2 separate regions of the Mus musculus genome follow, and region 2 is linked to region 1. Evidence: chromatin loops called from intact Hi-C (ENCODE). Cell type or tissue: left cerebral cortex. All regions are shown on one strand.

The links. Hi-C counts contacts between places; a loop is a spot of excess contacts. Peaks named below come from ENCODE experiments on the same cell type or tissue, not always from the same donor. Only the 100,000 strongest peaks of a DNase experiment are listed, where the experiment ranks them.
Region 2: a loop joins it to region 1, with 2.5 times the contacts of the local background. A loop is called at or near these places in 2 of 42 quality-filtered maps.

What each region holds. Positions count from the first base shown.
Region 1 is chr14:76,552,514-76,560,513 of GRCm38, forward strand. Serp2 (stress-associated endoplasmic reticulum protein family member 2) reads right to left here and starts at 4,174. Exons shown (of 3, transcript NM_001160326.1): 1 at 3,918-4,174. The coding sequence starts at 4,001. In left cerebral cortex, a CTCF peak has its summit at 4,080; DNase peaks (open chromatin) are centred at 2,921, 3,501, 3,977 and 4,154; H3K4me3 peaks cover 2,343 bases; H3K27ac peaks cover 2,497 bases.
Region 2 is chr14:76,755,248-76,763,247 of GRCm38, forward strand. It overlaps 4930431P22Rik (RIKEN cDNA 4930431P22 gene), which reads left to right and starts at 4,884. Exons shown (of 2, transcript NR_153763.1): 1 at 4,884-5,128; 2 at 6,501-6,968. In left cerebral cortex, no CTCF peak of the experiment used is centred here; DNase peaks (open chromatin) are centred at 890, 2,089, 2,427, 2,659 and 5 more places; H3K27ac peaks cover 6,199 bases.

The sequences.
Region 1 (8,000 bases):
AAAATGTGAGTCTACAAAGATTACTGCCCATTGATTGATTGATTGATTGATTGATTGATTGATTGACACAGGCTTTCTTCTAGTCCAGGTCAGGTAAAATGTGAGTCTACAAAGATTACTGCCCATTTATTTATTTATTTATTTATTTATTTATTTATTTATTTATTTATTGACACAGGCTTTCTTCTAGTCCAGGTTGTCCTCGAACAGAATTACTGGCATGCGACAGCATTCCCAGTTTTACATGGTGCTAGGGATGAGGTTCAGGGCTACCTATATGCTGTACAAGCAAGTCTACCAATTGAATGACACACTCAGCTGTCCTTTTAGTAAGACTTCGTAATTGACGGTAATGAGTGGGTCTTCTCTGTATTTTACTTACTAGATACTGAAGTAGAGATCAATGTGTCAACCACAGGTCTATTTTGACTAAAGATTAAAGCCACTCATTCTTTGGCCTTGACCAGCATACTTCCTGGGGAGTCATAATATAATAGGTCGTTGCTTTGGACCAGAAAAGAACCCAGCACTTCTTTAAGAATTTCACAGTATAGCTTTAGTGTGTCACGTAAGATTAGGCTAAACTCATATCAAGCAAACAACAGAGATTTTAAAGTCACTTGAGCAGAGTCTGACATTGGCCCTTGCCTGCTCTCTTCTAGAACTTTACTGTCCTAGTTTTTCCCAGACACCAATTCCATTGCCACTGTTGGAACTCACAGCACATTATGAAAAGATTTACCTCAGCTCTGTTCCCAGCAAAGCCAATAAGGGAATCCACGAATCTCTATATGAATCACTGGGCTACTAAGGATGCCAAATGGAGTCCTGTATTTTATACCTACAGTTTAACACAAATTAGACGTCTTGTAGCCCGGTGTATGTAATACAAAACCCTTTTGGATGACATGCCCCAGTGAATGGAAATTAGTTGTGGGCTTTCAGAGCTCTGGAACACCCGGCTGATCATAACACCAGTACATCCCCTTCAGAGAGTCATAATTTTTCCTGGAAAGGGTACCAGTACAACCCCACTGGGACAAGTCACACAAGCACCATTATACTGCTGCAAAAGACAGAGGAAAAGATTTTCTACAGCGATTCTGTAAAGAGCAAGGCTCACCTCAGACATGAGGGCCCAACACATGAAGGGCTGTCTTTTTCTTTGATAAAACCCTTGCTGGGCAGCTCAGAACCCTACAATCTGAAGTCCATTTCACTGTGGAGGATTTTCTACTGTCCAATCCCCAAACAGCCCTGCCATTTCTGTTTCTTGTCTCAATCTGCTATCTGGGAGAAAAACATTCATTTACCCAAAGCCATTAGCTAATCTGCCCACATACAGTGACAGAGGCTGACAGTGAGCTTGGTTTTTCAACTGGAACTTGCAAAACTGTTCCCATTTACTTAAGTCTATCCAGAATTAGTTACTCCTGTTTGGCCTCAGAAGGGGACAAGGGACTGAGGAGCATGTTTTACATATCAAAGCAGACCTGGCCTCCAGGTCTCCCAGCATCCTTCAATCCCTACCTGGCATAACCTGCCCCCAACCCTGCCAGCCCAGAGGTTGGGCCAGGGCTGTCCTTCTCCCAGAGGCTCTTCCCTATATATTATCCACACATTTTGGTTTCCCCTCTCTCTGTTTCCCTCTCTTTCTTCTGTGTGCACCCTTCCTCTCCCCACCACCCCATGGTGACTTCCGTAGCCTCCTTCTGTGGGGCCAGTGAACTCGCCCAAGAACACCTTCTGAGTAAGCCTGCCTTTAATCAAATCTAATCTGACTTGAATTGGCTCCCTTCACTGACAGAGAAATAACCTAGCAACTTCTACCAGAGTATAACCATGTTGGACTTGTAATTAAAACAACAAGATTCAGGATTTACAGAGAGAAATTTTATTTTCTTTTTGGATGCCGATACACTTACAATACGGCTAACCGAAAGACCCTTCAAAACAACTGAAAACAAACATCTATTGGGGCATGGTTTTGAAGCCTTTCATTACAGAATTAAGTCTGGTCAATTACAGGTCCTCAGAGGCGCCAGGCACTGCTGAGGAGGGCCATCCATGGTATAGCAGAACCTGTCAAGTGCACTTATGCCATACATTAAATATAATTTAAATGTAGCTGGAAATGTTGAGTTGGATTGCAGATGGTGAGTTATATCCACTCCACGGCGGTTTACCATCTTCTTTTCTTATTTTGAAGCCAACAATTTTTTTTTTTTTTTTGCTTTGTTTTAGGCCCTCAACATTCTCTCAAGTTCACAGAGGCTGATGGAGAAAATAGCCCTGCAAATTAGTTCTTGGTGTCCTTGCCCTCGCCCTCACATAAGCTGTCAACTGAGATCATTTTACATCTCTTTTGTTTTTTGTTTTTTCGAGATGGGATTTCTCTGTGTAGCCCTGGCTGTACTGGAACTCACTTTGTAGTCCAGGCTGGCCTCGAACTCAGAAATCTGCCTGCCTCTGCCTCCAAAGTGCTGGGATTAAAGGCGTGCAATACCACTGCCCGGCTTCATTTTACATCTGAACTCAGATTCCTTCGTTCATTAGAAAGAGCCACAGCTGCTTATTCCACTATGTCAGCAAATAGGTCTGCCACCTTGAGAAGGAAGAAATGATCTACTTTGAGCATAAAATAATTGCCTTTAATGCCAACTTGGGCAGTGGCTCCCTGCCCTGACCCAGTAATAAAACCTCATAGGGGAAACAGATTCCTGCGAAAAATATGGTTCCCATTCTATGGCGCCTTGGCATTTTGTCCCCTCCAATCATAGCTAAATGCTCTAGTTCCCCAAAAGAAGGAATTTTAAGGGTTACCTCAGCCTGGGGCTGTGTACAAAGCTCTGAGTAGTTTGACGCCATGGCTTCTCTGCCACAATTCTGCTTGGTTTAACAAGAATTCCGGTGTGATGACTACACAGCCAGCTTTTCCCCTCAGTTAATCAAACCAACATAATTTCTTTGCTAAAAGGCATTGCCTCATCAAGTCTGCGTTTCCAGACAAACCCAAGCTTCGGCTGGACTTCCCCATAATCGTATGGGCTAATAGATTCCAGGCGCCTTTGCAAACCAGTTCTTCGCAACGATGCAAACCCACACAAGCCTTGGATGGTTCAAAGTCACAGGCCTGACATTTTCTGGAGCAGATAACTTGGTTTCCTAAAGGAAATCTCTGCACTTAAGGTACACAGTTTACTTAAGATTCCAGGGGTAAAGCTTTAATACACAGTCTGGGAGCAAAGAACCTCGGGCACTAAGCTGGTCGCTACAGTTACAGCATCATAATGCGCCAGAATCCATACGGTGAATTATAGGCAGTAACGATGCACTCAGCTTTGGCTGAGGCGGCTTCAGTTTGCAAGAGAAAGAGGAGGGTGAAGAGAAATGTAGCTCGGAATCTCACGCCCTACTTTTATACCATATATATAATATATATGTACACACACACACACACACACACACACACACACACACACACAGGGAGAAGAGACAGACGATCACAAAAAGGGTGGAAAGAAAAATCTTAGCATGGGGGTGGGGAGAGAGTCCAGGGGCGGAGCCTGGAAGCTGTGGATAAGTGGCATTCTATCATTCGTTCATCCTTTCGTTCATTCATTCACTTAGTAGGCTCCCAGCCCAGTTGGCTTCACTGGCCCCTAAGATGCAGCTTTTAGCCTTTTTCAAGGACGATGGCTCCTTCTCTTGGGGAGTCTCCACCAACCAGAGCCCTCTCCGCCCACGAGAAAGCAGAGCAGTCTGCGCCCCCCAGAGCCCCGCTGGGTCCCCCAGCCTGCGGGACCCCGGAGGAGGGGCCGGGAGGCCTGGCTCCGAGCCCACGGCCCGCCCGCCCCGCCCCGCTCCGCCCCGCGGGTCCTGCCAGCTCGGCCCGGCCGGCGCCGCCCCCGCCTTACCAGGGTTTTGGCTACGTTTCCCCTCTGGGTGATGTTTTTGCTGTGCTTCTCGTTAGCCATCCGGATCCGCTGTTTGGCCACCATGGCTTGGGCGCTTGGGGATGCTCTCGACTCCCACCTGCAACGATGGCCGGGGTGAGCCGTAGCCGCAGCGCCCCGCGGCTTGCCCGGGCGCTGCAGGTGGCAAGGCACGGCCGAGCCCCGCGCACCCCGCTCCCGGAGCCCCAGCCAGCCGGCTCCAGAGAGAGGCCAGCGCGCGGACGGAAGTAATCTCTCATCTCAGGAAACCCTCTCCGACTTCCTCGCCATCCTTCCGGTCCCCCCAGCTACCTACCCTGCGCGGCCACCGAGGCAGGAGGCGGGAAGCGAGAGGCGGGCGCTGACACAGCGCCGCGCGCCAAGCCCAAGGGCACCGTGGCCCGGGGTGTCCGGGTCCTGAGATCGAACGCTGCGGGGCATAGGGTTCGGGCGACCCGGCGTTTGTGCGTGCGTGGGGGGTGGGGACGCAGCCGCACCCAGCCTGGTGACCTCTGACTGTTTCCTGACCACCTCGGGACAGGCAGGGATTGGGGCGCTGGTGCTTCAAGCTGAAGGCTAGACCCTAGGCATCGAGCGCTGAGTCTCAGAGCTGAGCCTGGCCAGGTTTGGGTAGTACTGTTGGGAAACACCCCAAAAGAACCTGCCCTTTAGGTGTCTGAGGAAACCCCACTTGGCAAGTTGGGTTGTGCAAAAAGAGACCCTTTGTGACATGGGACGAAGAGCCAAGAAGCCTCTTTCTGGTCCCTGAAAAATGTGGATGAGGGTGGAGTTGGACCAGACCTCACCTTGGCAGTGGTGGTCATCACACTAGCAGATTGCCCCAGAAACCACTGAGTGCATAGAGGGCAAAGGGTTCATGAGCCTACAGTACAGGAAGAATGGATGGCCACTGCCCATAACCAAAGTGTTGACCAGGCTTGGACTCTTATCCCCCACTGCCCCACCACCACTACTGTCTTGGGGCATCTTGGACCTTCAGGCATCCCTGTTCTATGGGGTACTAAGTGTGAGCTCCCAGACAGCATTGGGAGTTTCTCTGCAGTGAAAGGACAAAAATCAATATTTGAATATCCAGATGCTGACCCCGAGATTTAGCTAGGGGAGGAGTGGGGGCTGAACCGCTTATCTTTCCTCAACAAATATGGCTCCTTGGAGCTCAGGAGGGACATCTGGAGAAGTGGGAAGAGGTGGTCCAGGGTTAGGACAATACAAAATAGCACTCAAGGGTAAGGAGTGAGAGCTGTGTAGACCAGATATGTCGGATGCATCTCTGATCCTATCTATCTGTGCCTGGAGGATGCTTCAATAGGCTCTGGTATGGGTAGAATTTCTTATGTGGGTAGAAAGCTAGGAAGAGCTCTTTAGGATACGGTTTATCTTAGAGTTTCTGTTGGGATGAAACTCAAGCAGGGCAGAAACCTGGAAGCAGGAGCTGATGCAGAGGCTGTGGAGGGTGCTGCTGACTGGCTTACTTTTTCTGGCTTGCTCAACCTGCTTTCTAATAGAATCTGGGCCCACCTGCTCAGGGATGGCACCACCCACAATGGGCTGGGGCCTCCCCTTCAATCTGTAATTAAGAATATGCCTTACAGCTGGAGCTCATAGTCTCATTTCTCAACGGAGGCTCCTTCCACTCTGAAGACTCCAGCTTGGGTCAAGTTAGACAAAACCAGCCAATATACCCTTCTATCAACTGGTTAGAAATCTCTTCACTTGAATGAGCAGCTACTGGCTTCATTAACAGTATGAGCAGCCACCAACATCACAGGACCACTTAAGTCTGACCTATTCTGGTCCCTGATTTTAAGGACCACTGTGGGGAGCGGTGCGGCTGCAGGACCCGTGAAACCCACTTGTTTACTGCCTTGCCAGAGCATGCACAGTGAGGCTGCATGCGTGGGCTGCCTGCCAGGCTGGACTGTTCCTTGTGGTCAGGACCTGTCAGCCTATCTGTGAACGACCTGAGCTCGTGCCTGGAGCGTGTGTGAATTCTGATTGGATGAGGTGGGGTGGAGCTAGAAGGAGGTGAGTCTGTGCAAATAGTGAAGAGAGGAGTTTTAGCCCTTGCCGTGAGTAGAAGTACTAGAAGAGAAGCTGTTGTAATAGGAGTTGTTTTAGCCCTTGCCCTAAGAAGAAGCTGCTGGGGAAGAGAGCTGTAAAAGAAAAAGCCTGAGTAAAGTTGCTGCTTGAACCCAACTTGGTGTCTGTGTCGTTCGTGTCGCCGCCTCAGAGGACCAACGACAGACCACCACTGGCGTTTAAGTAGGGGAAGTGTTTCCTGAGCAGGGGGGGCTATTGTATAAGACCCACAGGTGCTTCTGCCTGTCCCTCACTTATTTCAGTAACTGGGCAGAAGCAGGGTAAATTCTCACCGAAGCTGACCAGAGCCCAGGCTCTAGGGGACATTCAGAGAAGTGAGGCTGATAGGTAGTTTCCACTTCTGGACTGGAAGCAGGGTGTTCCTCGCTCCACAGAGGCAGCCAACCGTATTGAGGAAAGATTATTATTTCTTGTTCGTTGTTTTCTGTGTGTTAGGGAACAATCTTACTCCTTTAATTTCTACTTTATGACATTTTGAATTAGTTTTTATTAAATTGAGGACCTGTCCACAGTAAAAAGTCCAGTGAAAAGTCCTCCACTCCCACATTTTCTACTGCCTGCCTGCCTGTCTGTCTGTCTGTGTACCTACCCACATATCTGTCATCAACCTGCCTATTTGTAGAGTCCCTTCAGAAGTCCAAACAGAAGCAGAGGATGGTGATGACTATCGACTCCTATATTTTGGAGGCCAACACAGGGGAATCTCTAGTTGAAGTCCAGCCTAGGCTGTATATGAAGACCCTACTCTACAAGAAAAACAAGACTTTTGGTCCTGTTCTCAACCTCTAGGGAAGGAAGGAGGGCCAAGAGTTGAGTTGATTACCAGGCCAATGAAGCAATCAACCACATCAGAATAATAAAGACTTTATAGAATCCCTAAAAGATTTCATTGAGTGAGCCACTGGGTGGCCAAGCGTGGGTAGGCTCCCAGAAGGTGTGGAAACTCTGGCCTGATCCCCTTAACCCTGACCTTTGTTCCTCTTCAGTCTGCTGCTTTGTGAAACCTTTATAACATATGCTCAGTGTTTTCCTGAGCTCGCTGAAACATTCTAGCAAACTGCTTGTTGTAGTTACTCTTATTGCTACAACCAAATACCCGAAGACATTAGAAAGAAGGGTTTGTCTGGGCTCACAGTTGAAGGATAATTCATCATGGCGGGCTGTCCTGGCAGCAGGAGTTTGAGGAAGGTGGTCACAACATCTGGGAAAGAAACAATGAACAATGCAACTGTCTGTGGGGTTTCTCCTCTATTTGTGTCTGGAATCATAGCCCATGGAATGGTGGTGCCCACAGTTAGGTTGGATATTTACCACTTCAGTTAACCAAATCTAGAAAGTCTCTCACAGACTTCCAGTGGTTTGTCTTCGAGATAATTCTAGGCCATGTCAGGTTCATAATCAAACGAACCATCATATTAATCAGATCGCATTGAACCATGGGAGCCCCAGTCTGTCCCCTGTTGCTTTAGATGCACAGATTATACTGACTGGGATCTGGCATCTGAAGCAGGGCAGGCTTAGAGACTGAGGCCTTAACCTGTGGGGTTGAACGATACCTCCTGGTTTATGGCATCCATATCCGAGCTGAGTTGAATTAGGGGTCACTTGGCTGGTGTCCACTCCAAACTTTGCTTGCCAGTGTTGAAGCAGTCCCCCTTTCTCATTTGTCAGAAAGTCCTGCTGAGTATGAAATTGCAGGGCTTTGCTCTATCACTACAGTGGAATTAGGTTCTTGCTAGTGAAATTTGTATAATTTCTGTCAGTGGAGTTCCTGGTTCTGGAATGAGAAAACGTCCTATTGTGACTGTCCCTTCCCTTGCTTTACCCCTCCCCCACCCCGCCTTTGTCCTGTTGAGTCAGGCCAGCGCCATAACTGATCTCATTTCTGCTTATTGCCCAAGGAGCCTCATGACTGGCCGTGGAAAGTTGTCCCCTCTTTTCATG
Region 2 (8,000 bases), 200 kb after region 1:
ATGTGGATAACTTGTAAGAATCAAGTTGTCAGAGGATAACTTGTAAAAATCAGTTCTTTCCTTCTGCCACTTAAGCCACAGGGATAGAACTCAGGTCTTCAAGCTTCCTAGTAAGTGTTACCTTCTGAGCCATCTGGTTTGCCCTGTATTGGTATTTTAACCTTTCAGTATAAAAAATATATTGATGCAAAGACTATAGGAAGACATTGAATATTATTGGAAATCCCCCCCTCCCTCAAAATGTTGTTTTGTTGAAAATACCACTTTTATTTGCTAGGGGAAATACATATTTTGAGATTTAGGAAATTACACCAAAGGGTTTTCCATCCTTTCATCAATAGGAGGCAGAGCTCAGTGTGTTAAATTGGGTGAAAGGGATTGTGGAGTTGGTTTCACATCTGGGCCCTGCCTCCCCAGCCAAGCAGGAGACAAGAACCTTTGAAATTTCATCTCCAGCTTTCCCCATTGGATGGCTCACAGTTCGCCTCATCTCCGGCTTTCCCCATTGGCTGGCTCACAGTTTACCTCGTCTCCTTAGCAGAATGACTGTGCCACAGGATCTGACAGTTGCAACATCTAATTTGCCTCAAAAGCTCTTCCTTCCTTCTGGGGAGTTCCACTCTTCCTCCCTTAGTTTGGTGTCCGATCTTACCACAACTTTAATTACTAGTCTTCTCTGGTAGACTAGGGAGATGGTCTCTCGCACCATGACTCCATCCATTAAGTGATGAACAATCCAGCTCTTCACAGCCAACTCCCCAAACAAGCATCAAACCTCAAAGCATGAGTAAAACATGGCGTGTCTCCCCTGTTTTGCTCCGTACACAATATTGTTCCTTCACCTGAAGCCCCAGAAAACTCTCTGATGCCTTCTTCTGACTCACAAGGCATTTACTTAGTCACCTAAAGACAGATCATACTTGTGGAAGAGGCATCATCAGGGTTGCTGAGCAACAGAATATGTTTTATTAGGAACACGTTTGTGCGGGGATAGTACCCTTCTTTGTTCTCAAAGGATCTGTTGATTGACTTACTAGCTAAATTACAACACAAGATTTTCTATTTATGCTTGTTGGAAGATTGGGAAGGAAAGAGAAGGGAAGAAAAAGAAAGGAAAGGGAGGGGAGGAGGGATGGCGGGGAGGGGAGGGAAGGGGAGGGGAGGGGAAGGGAGGAAGGGAAGCGACTCAAGACTTGCTGGCAGAGCATAGACAAGGCACTTATATGCATCCAGGGGACCCTGTTTCTTCTGTCACAGATCTCCTAATTAGGAAACCAAGGCTCAGCTTGGCTCTGCAAAGGTTTCATGATGCTCTCAATCAGGACACAGGAGATGCTCCAAGAAAGAGGAGAGGAGAAGGCCCTGTCATGTAAAATGCTCACTGCACAAGCAAGAGGACTGACTTTCACTCCCAGTAGCCATGTAAAAAGCAGGCATAGCAGCACACACCTGTAATGACGGCACTGGGGAGGCAGAGACAGGTGGATCCCTGGTCCTATTGGTCATCCAACCTCAGTGAACTGGTGAGTTCCAGGGTCAGTGTCAGACCATCTCAAACCCTGAGATGGAGAGGCAACTTAGAAAGATACCTGAAGTTGACCTCTGTTCTCCACATACAGGCACATGTACTTCTACATGTGAACACAGATAGACATGCAATGAAGAATATAGACTCGATCTGTTGGCCAAGGACTTGACACCTCCTAGGGGCTAATCAACTCAGGAAGATGTGTATCTGAATTATCACCTAGTGACTCAAGGCATTGCAGATTCCAAGGTCACTTAGTTAAAGCATCTAGACTAGTATTTATGCTCATAGAATTCTGAAGACAAATAGCAAAGCTACCTACGTAAGGGGGAAAGGGATAGCTATTGACGTTTATTAAATGGTCGTTATGTGGTAGTCACCATTTGAAAGCACTTTGCACACAAAAATAACTTTGATTGCTTTAACTATCCATAAAGATGAGAAGCCAAGACGGATTCAGAAATAATGCTATCTAAAATTAGTAGGGAGTGCATTTGAATCTTGGCATCTAACACACCCAATCTGCTATACTATCTAGGTTCTCTGTCCCACGTGAGCGTGACCACCAGGGAATTATGGCCCCCAAGAATACCCTTTGCAAAAGGAGAAAGCTTAGCTAACATAATGAAAAATTTCTAGGTTTTAAGTTGGTGTCAATAAAAAAAAAGTTTTTTGTTTTATTTTGTTGTTTTTCAAAGAATTCACTAATTGCATGTGGGCAGAGGTCACTGGAGGATGGCTTTCTTTTAGACTGAAGTCCTTAAGTCATTGTTTAACGTGTGACTTGGTTTATGTGGGCTAAACCTGGACACGGGAAGTGAAAATGTAAATAGGAACCCACTTCGGTTCCACTTTGGGAAATGCCATTTAAGGAAACTTTATGACATCGCGTTTTTGTCCAAAGCCTAGGGGTAATGAGTGATAGCATCTAGACAGGCAAACTCAGGCCAGAGTACCACAATTATAAAGGTTCTCAGACAGCTATGCTGTGATATGTGGTCAGTAGGCCTCTTGTGAGCTGTGATGCTCAGCCTCTCAGTCCTCAGAGGACCAAGTAGTGTCCTGGCCCAAAGAAGCACCTTCCTTTGGATAAACTCATGTGGCCTATTTTTATGTAATGTGGGTGGCTGTTACTTAACATTTCTTCTTCCTTTTCTTCAACAATAGTGGCTTTAACTACTTTTAGTGTGTGTGTGTGTGTGTGTGTGTGTGTGTGTGTGTGTGTGTGTGTTACAAATGTGGTAGTCTGAAGATACGTTGTTCGAGTCACTTTAATCTCTCCACCATATGGGACCTAGAGATCAAACTCAGGCCGTCTGGTTGGGTGGCATGTCTTTACACAAATCCCTTGATAGAAAGGCTATTTTTCCTTGTTGATCACCTTGTTTTCCCATCTTATTCATGGATCTTTTCATTTAAGACACATTGCTTAATATCCATTCCAGTTATCTTCCCAATCCTATCGATTTGATGCTATTTTGGTTTCAATTCATGTGCTCTATGGTTTGTTATTTGTGTGGAAAGGTCCTTAGGAAAGGGACATGAAACCCACCAGGGTGACCAACTTACCTGCCTGCCTAGGAAATGTCTAGTTATGGCATCTAAAGTCCTGTTTCCCTGTAACCCTGTGGGGCCTGGTCAAACTAGGATGGTTGTTGCAAAAGGTCTTGTATAGGCAGGATTAATCTTTTTGCACAAAATGAAAAACTCTTCCTCATAAGGCTGGGTTATATAGAGAATAATGGAACAGGAGAGACCTTTGACTTCATGTGGGTAAGTAGATATGAAAGCAAACAATCCCACTCACACCACTAGAGAACCAGGAAAGCTGCTCATGTAATTCAGTCTAAAGCCAAAGGATTGGGGTGGCTTCTGGTACATTTGCTGGAAGCAGAGAATCTAGGGAGCTCCTGGTGCGTGTACTGGAGGCTGAGGATCTGGGCTGCTTGTGGTGTGTGCTGAAGTCCAAAGGCCAGAGAGGTATGCTGTCCAGAAGAAAATGGGTCTCCAAGTTCCAGAAGGGTGGAATTTGAACTGTTGCCCTAGGAAAATCACTGTCAAAGCACTGTTAGGCTGTAAGAAGTTAGGGCAGGGTGGGTGAAACTAAGCAGATGCCCTTGCACAACAAGTACCTGGCTCTGCCTGTCTCTGGGTCTCCATCCTCAAAGTGAAAGGTTGAGACTACATGAGTTTCTCAGGAATTCTAGAATCCCAGATCTTTCTAGGGATTAGATAGGGAGAGAAATAGTTATGGAAACCAATGTTGGAAGTCTTTGGCATACAAAGCTATGGAATTAATTGGTCAGAGGTCACCACACAATCTAGGCTTGTGATTCAGATGGACCAAAAACTAAAGCACTGATAGGCAGAAACTATCCTCAAAGTTTTTGCCAAAGAAGTCCCACTTCTCACACCAGAAGCAAACTCACCATAAGGCAAGACGCTGATATGTAGAAAGAGCTCAGAGACAGGGAAGAGCATCGTAGTGTTGGTTGGATCCTCATACAGTACAGACGCAGAAGCACAGTTTCGATTGCTCCTGTCTGGTGGATCAGTTCTGAGTTTGCAAGAAGGTAAGGTCATAGACCTGAGTGTCTAGGGCTGACCAATTAGTGTCGTATGATCTCTCAGGGGTATATCAACTGGTGTCAGCTTGTTGGCCTTGTTTAGGCAACCACATCCAACACAACTTCTCAGTGGGGTCTTGTCACAGAGCAGCCATGTCAGACACGGGAGACCTGGGTTGGGACGATTAGCATTCTGGTCTCACCAGGTTGGAGTGTAGCCTGCAGAGTTGCTGCTGTGGTTTTCCTGCTCTAGAGAGGCATCACTATGCACCATCAGGGAGCTGTCACTATAGATTAGGGGGAGTCTGTTCAGTTTGCTGATTCTCTTAGGGCTGAATCCTCATCATGTTTTTCCGCCCAGACTTCAGACCCCAAGCTTTGGTAGTCTGGGTGGCTGAGATGGGAACTGTCACAGAGTCTATGGAATCTACTGCACACTGTGAGATGAATCTGGATGTTATTATACTATGTTTTTTATTGCTGTTTAGTTTTTCCCACATGCATGTTATTATTCCAAAAACAAACCTGTTAAATAATATATTCTCACATATTTGGTTATGGCAAGAACTTTCTTATTACTGACCATTGTTTCTGACTAAGCCAGGTTAGAAGAAGACCGACTTTTGAAGAACATTCTAGGCCAATCTCTGCTCTGTTTAGTACTGTAATGGAGGGACCCAACTCTGAACTCATTTTGACATGCTACCTTGGGCATTCTCTGGTTACTAGGGACCATATAGAATATCCCAGAAGCTCCGTCATTCTGATCCTAGCAACACAGAATAGGTGGCCATAGTCCTTGGATCACTCTGACTTGACATGTCATTTCAAAGCTTGAGAGAGCTGATGGCAGGAACAGATCCTTCATACCACGCTGCCACATGTCCCATGAGTCTCCAAGGGTCTTGTGGGCTCTACTTCTGAGTGTCCCAGCAAGACTACGATCAAAAGATCATCCACTATTTTCTCTCATAGTCCTTCTTTCAAGCAGAACTCATCACTGGAGGTTCTGTTGACATAAGACAGAGAGAAGGTTCGAAGACGATAATAGTTATTACTGACAGTGTAGTCCATGCACTCATGGCAGCGGGGGGGGGGGGGGCACTCATTATATTTGGGAGGCTTTGAATCCCCTCTGCCCTTGGAGCCTGGCCTTAGATTGACCCTGAATGAAGAGCAAGGCTCTCCAAGGGCCACTGTCAGCACTCCCCAGGATGACTACTACACATGGGAGGAGTCAGGGTGTGGGGGTCCTGTTCTGACTCTGTCATCCTGGGCCCCAGCCATGGCGGTTTCATAACAGAAGAAAGCTAAGCTGCGAGCACGTTGCTAGGCTGTGGCTATTTATTTTTATAAATGAGCCCAGGCTTAATTTAGAAAGCAGCTTTTGCTTTTGCTTTCTACATCCCAGCATCGGCTGTCTGTCTGGCAGGCAGGCACTGTCAAAGAATCTCATTTCTGACCCAACAAGAGCTCGTGGGTGGATAGGGGCAGCAAAGGGGTTGGCGGAAGGCCGATGCCAGCCAGGCTGCATTACAGGGAGGCAGAGACACGTGGCTGTGCCACTAGTGTCCTATTCTGCTTCCGTGTGAGCTTCATTTGTGACACCTACGTAGTCCTCGCTTGGAATAGCAGGGTGAAAAGCAGCCCTGACGCTCACGTCTCCTTTGATGAGCTACACACCAGCATACAGCAGAACAGAAGGCCTTGGGAAAGACGGTCCAGTCAGGTGCCAGAACGGGTGACACCAACGATCTCTGTTCTTTGGAGGCAGCTATTTTAATAGAGCCTAATTACAGTGGCTATTTGGATGTGCAAGTATTTTGATTTAGCTGATAAATGCCATTTTTTAAAAAAGCAAACGAATAAAGTGGACATTTTACACTCCACTTGTGAAGCTTGATCTCCACTAATTGTCAACCTCCATGTTCAGGAGTCAAGGGTATATATAGTTCAGGGACAGGGGAGGGAATGGGTGGTAGAACTCCAAAATCAGAGACTATCAAGAGCCAGGTAATGGTTAAAACAATGTAAGCACAAGGGGTAACGTGCCTGTCAGATGGGAGCATATCCAGCCCACAGGAAAACAGGAGCCTATAAAGTAAAAGAAACAGAGCCAATCAGATCTGCTTGCGAGGGAAGAGATGGAGGAAACGGTGAGAAAATGGTTACACAAGAGGCAGTGAGTATATGTTTTGGCTTCGCCTGTTCTGAGTTTGCTGCATCAAAACACCTTGTCATAAAAGCTTTATAAAATTAACCAAGAAAATAGTCCATTTAGGAGTTAGAACTTGTTTTGGTTCTTTGAGCATGTCTGACTCAGAAATGTCTACACATTTCACTCTAGGGCTTCTTGGAGCCTCAGTTTCCCCATTTTTAAAAAAAATGACCTTCCTGTTTTCCAGCCTTTTGTTCTCCTTTCAAGTGACATGACAGGGGATGAGCCAGCAGCTTGGAAACCGCCCCGGGCCACCTGGAGAAAGACGCTTGCGTGAATGACGGACATTCGAAGAGATGAGTCTTCTATGACTCAAGGATCGCAAAATTGAGGCAGAGTGGCCATGACTGCCTTGTGATTCACACAGTGTTGCCGTTGGCTGGAGGGGTGGTGTGTCCTCTGACTTTGCTCTAGCAAGCGTGGAGCCTAAGTATCTTTACGCAAGTTCTGTGGATCAAGGAGCTTGAGGGGATTAGGTTTGAAGAGCTGAGGATAACTGGTGTTTCAGACTGATCGGGAGTTTTACCCTACAAGGAACAGTGGTGGCCTGGTATTGGACAATTATTGGTTTCCTTTGCCAGATTATGCTGTGGTTTGTCAAACTTGATGCCACAATGCCCTGGAGGCAGTTTCAGTGTGATTAAAGGTGGAGCTCAGAGAATATTCTCTTCAGCCAATTTCTGCACGTCTGTTCTAGGCTGTTCAAAGGAAGAGCCTTCGTCTTGCAAAATGAAGGCCCGCTGACTTGGGTAAATCCTTCAGGATTCAAGCAAGATGGCAGAGAGCTGGGGCCTGGGCCTTCAGGGGACACCCTGGCTCCCACTGGGCAGGGCCCATCTTCTCAGTCCTGGAATGCTGTCAAAGACCCAGCTCCACTTGGGACATCCACTCATCCCTATTTTTATGAACGAAGGTGCTACCTACCCCGGTACATTTAGTCTTTGTTCCTGGCCCTGTTCCCTTTTTTTTATTGTTGCTGTGTCTTCGCCTTTTGAAGTTCTTCTAGATTCTTTCCTCGGGCATCCTGTTTGGATCCCTCGCCCCCGTGTTGACAGATAAGAGCCAAGAACAGCCCTGTTCCCGCAGGAGGCTAGCATTTGGCTCAGAAGATAGAGAGGGAAGTGGCTTCTCTCCCTGACTGCTCTTTAGGTTGATGTGGGGATTTATCCTGAGAGAAGTGTGGCATCTCCCCCAAGCCCCCACCAGCAATGGGCCTATATACCAATGCGCTTTGCCTTTATTTTATCTAACTAGGTGATGAGAGATTTTCTTTCTGTTTCTGTATAGACGGGCTAGGCAACCCCATGGGCCTCCCCTGGGCCTGCAGTGCACACTACAATGGCTATTGTTACCACTGTGACAACCTTGAGTAGATCAGGCAGTCGTTGAAGCCTCGGGCACTGTCTTTATCTTTCCGTCCTCCCTCCTCATGAGAGCACGCCTGGTTTGGCTGGAGACGGATGGCTAACCACTTGCGTCTCTGAAGACATCAGTGACACATACTAACCACATGGCGGATACCCTTCTCATTCTTTACTAATATTTTAGGGAAGATGTATTGCTACAGTCACTGCTGTGTATAGCAAGTCCAGAAACTGTTGCTTGCCCGAGACTAGCGGGGCCAGCACACATTCAGAAGTGGGAAAGCCTGCTCTGTGGGCAAATGGATTTCTTGTGTGCTTCAGAG